Regions from separate parts of the Mus musculus genome. Here region 1 is linked to region 2. A link is a contact called in ENCODE Hi-C or POLR2A ChIA-PET data. All regions are on one chromosome and are shown on one strand. Each heading gives the region's core, a stretch centred on a gene start or an enhancer-like site at or near the end of the contact. The rest is flanking DNA. Distances are from core to core; before and after follow the strand shown.

Evidence for each region. Hi-C counts contacts between places; a loop is a spot of excess contacts on that map. ChIA-PET counts read pairs that join two places held with the same protein, here RNA polymerase II (POLR2A).
Region 1: a loop to region 2 is called in a map of left cerebral cortex, with 3 times the contacts of the local background. The contact joins the enhancer-like site here to the promoter of Cited2 in region 2. A Hi-C loop is called at or near these places in 4 of 37 maps with a recorded cell type or tissue (Patski, T-helper 2 cell, adrenal gland and 1 more). POLR2A ChIA-PET finds 5 or more read pairs at or near these places in 1 of 5 experiments (Patski).

What each region holds. Positions count from the first base shown.
Region 1 is chr10:17,013,155-17,018,539 of GRCm38, forward strand. The region is part of intron 1 of Gm20125 (predicted gene, 20125); the gene reads right to left. Among named protein-coding and RNA genes, the nearest start is that of Gm20125, 80 kb to the right of the region's middle. Within about 2 kb of position 1,919, at least 1 of the 3 ENCODE cell types and tissues checked has a DNase peak (open chromatin) inside an H3K27ac peak, as active enhancers do; it is left cerebral cortex, where a contact is called at or near this core.
Region 2 is chr10:17,720,937-17,726,679 of GRCm38, forward strand. Cited2 (Cbp/p300-interacting transactivator, with Glu/Asp-rich carboxy-terminal domain, 2) reads left to right here and starts at 2,292. Exons shown (of 2, transcript NM_010828.3): 1 at 2,292-2,523; 2 at 3,002-4,738. The coding sequence starts at 3,010. The coding sequence ends at 3,819.

The DNA.
Region 1 (5,385 bases), core at 669-3,168, 710 kb before region 2:
TAATGTCTTTAAATCTTGTCACTGAGGACATGAAAGTTTAAGTGTTTGTTGTTATGGATTGTTCTGTGCCTGGAAGAACCTTTAATAGACTACCAGACCTCTACTCCATAGCTGCCAGTAGCACCTCAAAACAAGTAGAATAATATCTGTCAACCCAAACCACATCCAAACATGACATAGTTGTTCCTAAGAAGCAATAAACAACCAACAAGGAGGGTGAGAAGCAAAAGGGTATTATTTACACTTCCAAAGCCTTTAGTATGATATATATATGTGTGTGTGTGTGTATATATATATATATATATATATATGTGTGTGTGTGTGTGTGTGTGTGTGTGTATGTATATATATATGTATATATATGTGTATATATATATTTGTTTATATATGTGTGTGTATATATATATATTGTTACTAGCAGGTGCTTCTCAAATACACCCAACTTTCCGTCCATACCATTTAGTGTCTCACACACATATTTCAGGACATCTAGGGCTTCTTCCACAAAATCTTCCACACCTAACTCTGTACAAATTAGTCATTTATTCTCTTTGGACTTCTAGGATTTACAGGGATCTATGTAGCCATTTCTGTTTGAAATGATCTGATTGGTTACAGAGTCCTAAGAGTTATAAAGCCATGAGCCATAGAATTCACACAATAGGTTCAGACCTTGCCCTGTGCATCAGGACCAGAGTTCTGAGCAACATTAAGTGCCCAATCCAACTCACAACTGCAGGGTGTGGAAGAGGTGATAATAAATGGCTAGTTTTTTAATACACAATTAACAGAAAGAAAGAAACAAGTAGAATAATATCTGTACCTAGAAACTATTTTTACAGAGAAATTGGGTGTATCTCTGACATGATGCCAAAGATTAAAGTATTAAAATGACTCATCCTCTGATCCATGCAATGTTACATAGGTAGGAGTGTTTGGGGATTGATGGCCTGTGTTTGATACAAAGAACTCATCTGGGAGAAGAATGTCCTGGAGTACACACACACACACACACACACACACACACACACACACACCAATAAGTACAATAAAAAGTTTTTAAGAGATGTGCTTTGAATCTTGTCTTTAAAGGATTAAAGGATATATGTTACTCTCCTCTCATAGATAATACTACAGAAAGATCTAATTCTTCATTCTAGAATGTTTTGCATACATCATCAAAGCATTAGGGAAGTCAGGTTAGGGAGATTACTGAGTGGTAAATTGTATTCTTAGGCATGAGAATGTGAGTTCAAATCCCCTGAATCCAGTGTAAAAAACAAAGCACAGCAGTACACATCTTTAGCCTTTGTACTGAAAGCATAGAGACAGAAACATTGTAGGGACTCACTAGTACTCAGTCTAGCAAAAAAAAAAAAAAAAAAAAAAAAAAAAAAAAATCCAGGTTCAATGAGAGACACTGTTTCAAATAAATGAATAAGTGAAGTATGACTGAAGAGGGCATTCTCATGCCAACCTTTGGCTTACACATACTCTAACATAGATGACAGCAACCCTACACACACAGGTGCACACTAAAAGACATGACACACGAAAAGGCATTTAGTGACGATGGAGGCTATGGACAAGTCATGCCTGAGACAGAAGACTCCTGGCAGTTACTTCAGTGTATCATTAAGATATCCTCCTTTCCTATGTGTGTCACAGCATCAAAACAGGACTTGAAAGTCTTGAAACAGACATTTACATATGACAGTTGAATATCACTAAAGGATTAGGAACTTATGACCCCCGAAGAGAGCCTTTCTATACTTGCAAAATTCTAGACACTAGAAAAAAGCTGCTTTATATGAGCTGAGTCAGAAGTGTGTGGGATGTACTCATACCGAGTATGAGGAGAGGATGTGGCTCACACAGGAGTTCTATGAGAAAAGGCTTGTATAATGCAGCAAAGCTATCCCAAAGATGATGCCTCTTCTGCCAACGATTTGTTCCTTTGTCCCAGTTTCTAGCTATATGGCTGTGTCCCCAATGGGTCTGTTTTTAAGTCTGCCAGTGATTCCATCTTGCCTTGCTGGCTTTTGATGTGATGCAAATACAATCTCTAGCCACCCCTGTCCTCGGGAGATCAGTCTTTCTGTCTTCTTCCTACTTGTCTCTTTCTTCCTCCACTAAACTTGGAACTCCCTGAGGGCAAGGATGGGTCTTATTCATATTAATATCTTGAATGGAAGGTAAGAGACTAATGAATATTTGTCAATAACAAGGAGTGCAGTAGGAATAGGCTTTGGATGGGAATTTTTCATAGCAATCGTTAATCAATGATGAATGTGACTTGTTACAACATGTATTACACCAATATTATCACATGCCTTTGTGCCCAGGGATGCAACTACCTGGGCCCAATCTTATGAAGTTTATAGTCTAAATCAAAATCTGAACACTAATCAGATGATTGAATAAAGAAATAGTAGAATTCCAATTCTTGTCTGAATTCTCAAGATGGCCTCCTTAATGTGGAAGGATGAGAGCTAAGACCTAGAGAACAAGTAAATTTTCAGTTTGGAGGCCAGTACTAGGGCTCAAACTAGGCTTGCATATGCCAGATAACCAGGTAACAACTCTACTTCTGTGACACATCTCCAGACCAGGGCAAGTAAATCTTGAAAAAAAAAATCCTGTCTTTAAACTTCAAATTCATTCCTAGTAATACTGGAATAATACTTTCTATTTATAAATCTTTTGAAATTAATTTAAGAAATATGTGTGAAGTGCATGCTGCATAGAAGAAATTGAATACTCAAAACTCCCATTCTCCAATCATGAATGGATAATGAAGACAACTAAATAGAAATAATTGCACAAGAACATAAATATCTTGTCATATGATAAGTTATATGCCAATCCCCTCAAGATATACTGAAAAGCAAAATTCCCATGCATTGTAAAAGTGACATTTTTTGAAAGACAGAGGTTTGCGTATGTTGTTGCTGTTGCTGCTGTTTGTTGTTCCATACTTTACATATGAAATAGCTCTCACAGGCTATGTTGTGACTGTTCAGTCCAGCTTGTCAGAATATTTGGATAGCTGTGGGACGTTAGGAGCTGGGGCTCAGCTTGCAGATGTAAGTTATTAGGGTTCAGCCTTTACAGATTGTACTCAAACCATTTTCCAAAGCTTTTATGCTTACTATCTTCTCCCCCATCAGTGCTTCTGCTTCCCCCAAGAGCAGACGGTGTGAATCAGAGGTTTTGAGATTCCTTGCTATAACACACTGAAACATAAGCAAAACCTTGTAACCTTTAAGTTGTTTTGGTCATAGATTTTGGTCTCAGTGACACAAAAGGGCTAATACCAGGTTGCTGCTGCTGATATAATCGTAGTAGAATAAAGACAGCATTCAATCTACTATGCATAATGTCCTTATTTGAAGACATAGACTTGGACATGGGTGTAAGAGGACAGAACATGGTGGAGACAGAGTTTGGAATACTGCTGTTGAGCAGGGCATGGTAGCTCACGACTGCAGTCTCTGCTCAGGAGTCAGGAATGCCACCACAGAAAATCTCAGGAGGCTAGGGGTGAAGGAATGGTCAGAGAACGAGGCAAGTTTATGGTACAAAAGAAAGAAACCACCTTAAAGAAAGAACAAAAAAAAAAGGGAAGGAAAGAAGGAAAGAAGATGTATCTGGGAACTAGATTTTAAAGAGCATTAAATTTGAAAGGCAAGAAACACCAAAGTCCTTACCAACCATTGCAACCAGGAAGTGGTAAAGTGGAATTGCTTTTTCTGGTTTCAAACAAAAGTACTGTCAATTTCTTGACTTCACCTAGCCTCAAATACAGAGAGATAACAGAGTTTTATTGTTTTAAGTCACTCAGTTTGTGATCGCTTTTTGCATAAGCTGTAAGAAATGAATCCACCTCATTATCAGAGACTTTGCCTTATGTGTGTTAAGCAATAATTCAGTTTTTGAAGACTAGTCAGTTCGGACAGAGGAAAGGAAAAGAAAATGGACATAAAAAGGTGTTCTGTGAAGATAACTAAAAGCAGTGCTGGCCATGTTCACATGCTCTTGTTTGTTGTGAGTGCATCGGCGCCTCAAGGCAACCACTGAAGCATCCCAGGCCATGCTAAGCTCCCAGCACCCTGGTTAAATTAATTATTTCAAATAAACATCTGGGTATATGAGCTACTTACAGAAAATTTAGAGGTAAAACATTCTAACCACATTGAATTCTCACTCTTCTAAAGTTAAAAATCATCCTCTCATTTTATTTAATTGAAGAGGCAAAGCATGTAGTAAATTAAGTCCAATTTGCATGAAATTGTGCATGCAATGTAGAGAGTAGCTTTAACTATAGAGCAAACTGTACGAAAGCAAACACCCTTATATTGTAAGTTAACATTAATTGTTTGTTTACCATTTTCTCCCCTTGCTTTCAAAGACAAATACAACATTTTTTTCTTCATAATTTAAAGCCCACAAAATCCATATCTGATAATAAGAATCTATCCCTTGGGGGCTAATATGTTTCTCTGCTAGCATAGTATTAATGGCTACAAGCTCACTGGCAAGCCTGTAATTTCATAAGGAAAAAACAATCTTCATGGCTTTAATTCACATGCTTTTGCTCTACTTAATTATATTTATCATCCAGTAATACTCCACACTTATAAAAATACTGACTGCTATATGGAGGAAGCAATGTACTGTATCATATTTTATGAAATTTCATATGCCATGTGTATTGATTGGATATAAACTAGGGAACATATTTTGTTTAAATTAAGGCTTTAAATCCAATTTCATACCTATTTCTTCAACTCATTATCTGTAATATATTTGTTTACATCCATGAAAATGTTACCTGGTTAAACTACAGAATTTTGCCTAATTCAGATTGATAGAAGATTCTATCATCTCTACATGTGGGGTTTCATGTGATCACTATGTAATGAAAGACGGACCAGAGGCTGATGGAGTTACTATTGTTTCCCATGAATGTTAATTAAAGATGTAAGGCGCAGAAGAGCAGAAAGTACCTAAAGGAGAATCCAGGCATGTCTGAACATGCTGCATAAGGCCCTCAACTGAGGCCAGCAGAAGCAATACTTGGCATTTTTCATGCCCACATCATTCCCATGGCAGTGAAGACGCATTGCTATGCTTATTCTAAGAAGCACTGGTTTCTGGAAACTTATTTGAGCTCTTCTCCCTGAAACTATGTCTGTCTCTATCCATTCCTAAACTTCTCTTGGCCATAACTGTAAAAGTGACAAGAAAATTCTAGGACTAAATAAAATGGGCTTAAAACAGGTTCTTGCAGGACAAGTGCCAATGACTTAAGCTACACCGGAGACCTGTATACCAGACCTAAAACCATCCCGGAACACTTGACTGGAAGTTGTGTGTTCTCCC
Region 2 (5,743 bases), core at 1,042-3,541:
ACGCATTCTGCATCCCATCCAGTTGGACTCAGAAGTATTTATTTTCCCTTTTACTGGTGGATGATGGGCAAGTGGCCTTTCCAGAGATTGCCCAATAGTCTACAGAAACATTGGAGCACACTAGTGGGATACCTTCCCTTAATGGCTGCAGGAGGAATTTAGATTAGACGTTCGAAAGCTGTTCCTTGTGTCGCAAGACTGCACGATAGGAAAGGGAAGTAAATAATCTATTCAAAAAAATTATCTTGGCTTGGCCAAGATTTTGGAATGCAGGTTTTTGATAGGAAACGTCCCTTCTGATCTCCGTCAAAACCTCTTGGTTTTTTCAGCGTCATGTTCATGACATACAGGCCAAACTAGGAGTTGGACAAAAGAGAGAATTGTTAGAACTGAAAGCCATGTATCTCTTGCTCACTTCTCCAAAAAGTAAACATTCTTGAGGTTTCAAAATCATTTGCATACAGGGTTATAAATGCTTGACAGTCTGGAAAAAGGGTAGACAGGAAGAGAGAAGGTTTTGTTGTTTGGGGTGCTTGAAAAGGGACCAACTTGGGGAAGACATAGGAGTAATGCCAAAAAAAAAAAAATTACTGAATGGGGCAGGCAATGTATCAGAATTTCCAGTTCTCAAGAAATACAGGAGAGAGAGAGAGAGAGAGAGAGAGAGAGAGAGAGAGAGAGAGAGAGAGAGAGAGAGAGACTGTTAGCTAGAAGGGTGAAAAAGAAACGAGATGGGGGAGGGGTACTGGCTCTTTACAGCAGGAAGTCGTCCATGGACATCGAGTTATGAAGAAACAACCGTACTCAGAAGTCCTTATTCGGAGCGCTAAACTCGATTTCACCACTTAAAGAGAGAGATACACGCTCCAAACAGCCTCATCCTGGTGTAGGAAAAATAACTCGCAAAGCAAGAGAGCTAGGACTGGATAGTGGCCCAGACCAGTGTTAGGGGTTTTATTTGCAAGTCAATGAGCCAAATGGGCGATCGGGCTCGTTGTGCTTCGTTCTGCAAGCAAGGTTATTATTATCACCGCCTATTGCTCCACTGAACAATTTCACTGAAAAGGAAGACTAGTAGCCGTGTGTGCGCGCACTGTGCCATACAGGACGTGCTGCTACGTGCCCACTTCCAAAACGACTTTATTTACAAAGCGATTACCAAGCTATCTATCTGTTTTCCTTTTGCAGCAGCAGCAGCCTTACTCAGCCCTCGAATTTCTTAATTACAAACCCGTTTGCTTCTAAATCAACCCCAAACCGTCAGGCAAGAGCCCGGAGGGAGGCTGTGCAAGTTTGCACACACCCCCACCTCCTGGATCAAGGGCAACAGCAGAAGCAAGTAACTGTGTATGTGCAAAAAGGTGGATCTGGGGACGAGGATCGCTGAGTTTGTTTACAGAGCAGGGACGCCTCAGCTCGGATGCCAAAGCTACCAAGAGCTGCAAACGCAAACTTAGCAGAAGCACACGTACTCCCGGAGCGTGGAGCAGGCCGTAAAGTGCGGAGCGGATTCCAGAACCCCGGGAGTGGAGCCGCCCCGGCCTGTGAGCGCGCTCGGTCCACCTGCAGCCGCTGCCGCTCCCCGCCCCCAACCCCTGTCCTTGAAAAGAGTGGAGGTGCGGAGCGGGGGTGAGGGGTGGGGAGTTAAAGGGTGCATCCACACTAAGAAAAATACCTCAGTTAGGTGTACGTGCTGCCTGTATATAAAAAAAAACAAAACCACAAACACAAACACAAAGGCGCGGCTCAGGAAAGCGCGCTCAGAGGACAGGACACGATCGGCCCAGGGCTTTAAAAATCTAACTCGGGAAAGCATAGCCATTCTTCGTAGGTTGGGAAGAGTTTGGCACCTAAGAAAACTCTGCAGGGCAGGGAGGCTGAGCGAACCCCTTTTTCCTGTAGAGGGCAGGGCAGATCACTAGGTAAGCCGGGTGAGCGAGCTGGGGGTGGGGAGATCTAGCCAGAAGGAGGTGGGGAGTGCTCCTTGCTCCTCTCCTGTAGATGCTTCCGTGCACTGGGTGGCCGGGAGGACTAGCTCCGTGTCCCTGAGGTGGCAGGCACAACCTCGCCTTTGGGAGCCAGAAAGCCACTTCGGTCCGGAGACCTGCTGGGCGGCGCCGGGGCGCGCAGCCGCTGCGCACGTGCAGCGCGGACTCGCGGACGCGGCAGAGGACCCGATCCAGGGTGCTGATGTTCCGGGATCCGTGTGTTTGCGCTTGCCGCCGGGGAGGCTGTCGCTCCGCCCTTCCTGAGATCCTTATATTAACAGTGGCCAAAGCCCGGAGAAACACAGCTCATTGTTGGCAGCTGCCTGGCGGTCTTGCGGAGCGGCTAGGGCAGCGGAGGAAAAGAAAAGGGAACGGCTCGGAATTTGCTCCAGCGGCTGCTGCAAGACCTCGGCGCCAACCTCGCACCGGCGAGCGCCTCACAGCCCATCGGCTGTCCCTCTATGTGCTGCTGAGCCGGTCCTGGACTCGACGAGCCCGCCTTCGGTGTTCCGAGCAGAAATCGCAAAGACGGAAGGTGAGCGCGGCGGGCGAAGCTAGCCAGGGCTGCTGCCAGCCTAGTCCTCCGAGGGCAGGGCTGGCTCCGGGGACAAGCGTGAGGCGGAGCTGGGGAATAACAACAGGATGTGCAACCACAGGGTGAGGAGGGCTGATTGAATGCCTGAAGTTCGCGGCCCGGCTCCGGGGCACTTCCTTTATTAGGCCACTTCAGGGAACCCAGGGGGGTGTGGGCTCCGGTCCCCCTCCCCCCGCCACACTTTCCCGGATCCTAGGGGAAGGGGCAGGTCGCTCAGCGCCAGGCTGTGCGGGTCCGGCAGGCAGCAGGTCCGCCGAGGTAGCGAGCTCGGGTGCACGGGCTGCTGGTGGGCTCTCTCGGGGGTGGTGGTCTGCAGCTTGAGACGTGCTCGCGGGTACGGGGGGCTACAGAAGTGGGGTGCGCTCTGGTGGGCGACACGTGTGGCGCGGGTCTCAGCGTCTGCTCGTTTCGCTTTCAGGACTGGAAATGGCAGACCATATGATGGCCATGAACCACGGGCGCTTCCCCGACGGCACCAACGGGCTGCACCACCACCCTGCCCACCGCATGGGCATGGGGCAGTTCCCGAGCCCGCATCATCACCAGCAGCAGCAGCCCCAGCACGCCTTCAACGCCCTCATGGGCGAGCACATACACTACGGCGCGGGCAACATGAATGCCACGAGCGGCATCAGGCACGCCATGGGGCCGGGGACTGTGAACGGGGGGCACCCCCCGAGCGCTCTGGCCCCGGCCGCCAGGTTTAACAACTCCCAGTTCATGGGTCCCCCGGTGGCCAGCCAGGGAGGCTCCCTGCCGGCCAGCATGCAGCTGCAGAAGCTCAACAACCAGTATTTCAACCATCACCCCTACCCCCACAACCACTACATGCCGGATTTGCACCCCACTGCAGGCCACCAGATGAACGGGACAAACCAGCACTTCCGAGATTGCAACCCCAAGCACAGCGGAGGCAGCAGCACCCCTGGCGGTGCGGGTGGCAGCGGCACCCCCGGCGGCTCCGGCGGCACCTCGGGCGGCGCGGGTGGCAGCAGCGCGGGCGGCAGCGGCGGTGGCAGCACCATGCCCGCCTCGGTGGCTCACGTCCCCGCGGCAATGCTGCCGCCCAATGTCATAGACACTGATTTCATCGACGAGGAAGTGCTTATGTCCTTAGTGATAGAAATGGGTTTGGACCGCATCAAGGAGCTGCCCGAACTCTGGCTGGGCCAAAATGAGTTTGATTTTATGACGGACTTCGTGTGCAAGCAGCAGCCCAGCAGAGTCAGCTGTTGACTCGGTTAACCTCGCAGGCGGAAAGAAATCACCCTCCCCACCCCACCCCCACCCCCAACTTCTTCGGTGTGAATTAAAAAAAAAACAAAAAAACAAACATTCCCTTAGACGCAGTATCTCGCTTTTCAGATCCTGAAAGGGTTGAGAACCTGGAAACAAAGTAAACTATAAACTTGTACAAATTGGTTTAAAAAAAAAAAAGATTGCTGCCACTTTTTCCTATTCTTGTTTCGTTTTTTGTAGCCTTGACATTCACCTCCCTTATGTAGTTGAAATATCTAGCTAACTTGGTCTTTTTTGTTGTTTGTTTTTACTCCTTTATTTCCTCACTTTCTCCCGTGCTCAACTGTTAGATATTAAGCTTGGCAAACTGCTTAATCTTGTGGATTTTGTAGATGGTTTCAAATGACTGCGCTGCGTTCAGATTCATGAGTGAAAGGAAACATTGCATTTGTTGGCTGCATGATCTTTGAAGGGCAGATATTACTGCACAAACTGCCATCTCGCTTCATTTTTTTTAACTATGCATTCGAGTACAGACTTAAGTTTTCAAATATGCTAAACTGGAAGATTAAACATGTGGGCCAAACCGTTCTGGATCAGGAAAAGTCATACCGTTCACTTTCAAGTTGGCTGTCTCCCCTCCCCCATATGTACAGACAATAATAGGGTGTGGAATGTCGTCAGTGGCAAACATTTCACAGATTTTTATTTTGTTTCTGTCTTCAACATTTTTGACACTGTGCTAATAGTTATATTCAGTACATGAAAAGATACTACTGTGTTGAAAGCTTTTTAGGAAATTTTGACAGTATTTTTGTACAAAACATTTTTTTGAGAAAATACTTGTTAATTTATTCTATTTTAATTTGCCAATGTCAATAAAAAGTTAAGAAATAAACTTGTTTTCTAAAAGTCAGTCATTTGGGGGGGGTTGTCTTTACATTCCACTTGTTATTGCGAGTAAGCTTTCAAAGGATAATAAGTTTCAGGACACTAAAACAGGTCACCGTGAGCTTAAGGGAAAGCAGGATTTAGGATAATTGACATAATGCTGCTGGTTACCTTTGTAGCATGCCTCTTGGTGTGGTTTAATCAAAGGCTGAGAAGTTGTCACAGTGTTTTTGTTGTTGTTTCTTTGCTGTTGTTTCCATTTCCAGTGCTCCTTGGCTAGGAAGGCTAGCAATATTTAATCTTTCTCACTGCGTGGGGGTGGGGGGAGAAAACTGTTTTTGATTCAACTACTTAAAAGGACATGGACTAGAATATTATACTGAGTGATTGATGGGGTGGCATTAAATATAAATTACCTTTATTTCAAGTGATGAATTTTATTTCTGAGCAAAGGCGCTAAGGATAGACACATCTGCCAGCTTAACCTCAAATAGATTCTGACTGGTTTGCAGTTCTGGGTGCAAGAGGGGGGTGGAAACCTACCTTGAGGCTTCCAATAATATTTAAGTTTTGCTCCGAGGTTGACTCAAAGGTCAAATTACAACCTTCATAACATGTTCCCTCCCAAGCGTGCCCCATTTTCCAGAATTCTGAGCTGCCGCTGTCCCATGCATTAGGTGCCAGGGACCTCAGTATAAAATGAGTTTAACAGCCTGGGTGAGCTGAGTCTTTAAGCAGACCAAACCCACATTCAGTGGGTGTCAGGGATAGCCTTACATAATCAAGCAGAAGAGAAAGAAAGTGTCAGAGCATCCCAGGTGAGAGAGGAGTTAGGTTGTTGTTGCCTGTCATGTTTTCACGCTTTCAAGAGCAGCATACCCTCAGCCAAGAACAGAGACTCCCACTGACCCTATGGAGAGACCAAGGAAATGCAGGCCAAGAAGGTCTTACAGCAAACCTTGCTTCAAAAGAGCGGTCCCTTTTTGTGCTTTGAATCTGATCCTAAAGCCCATGTTTGCAGTCAGAACAA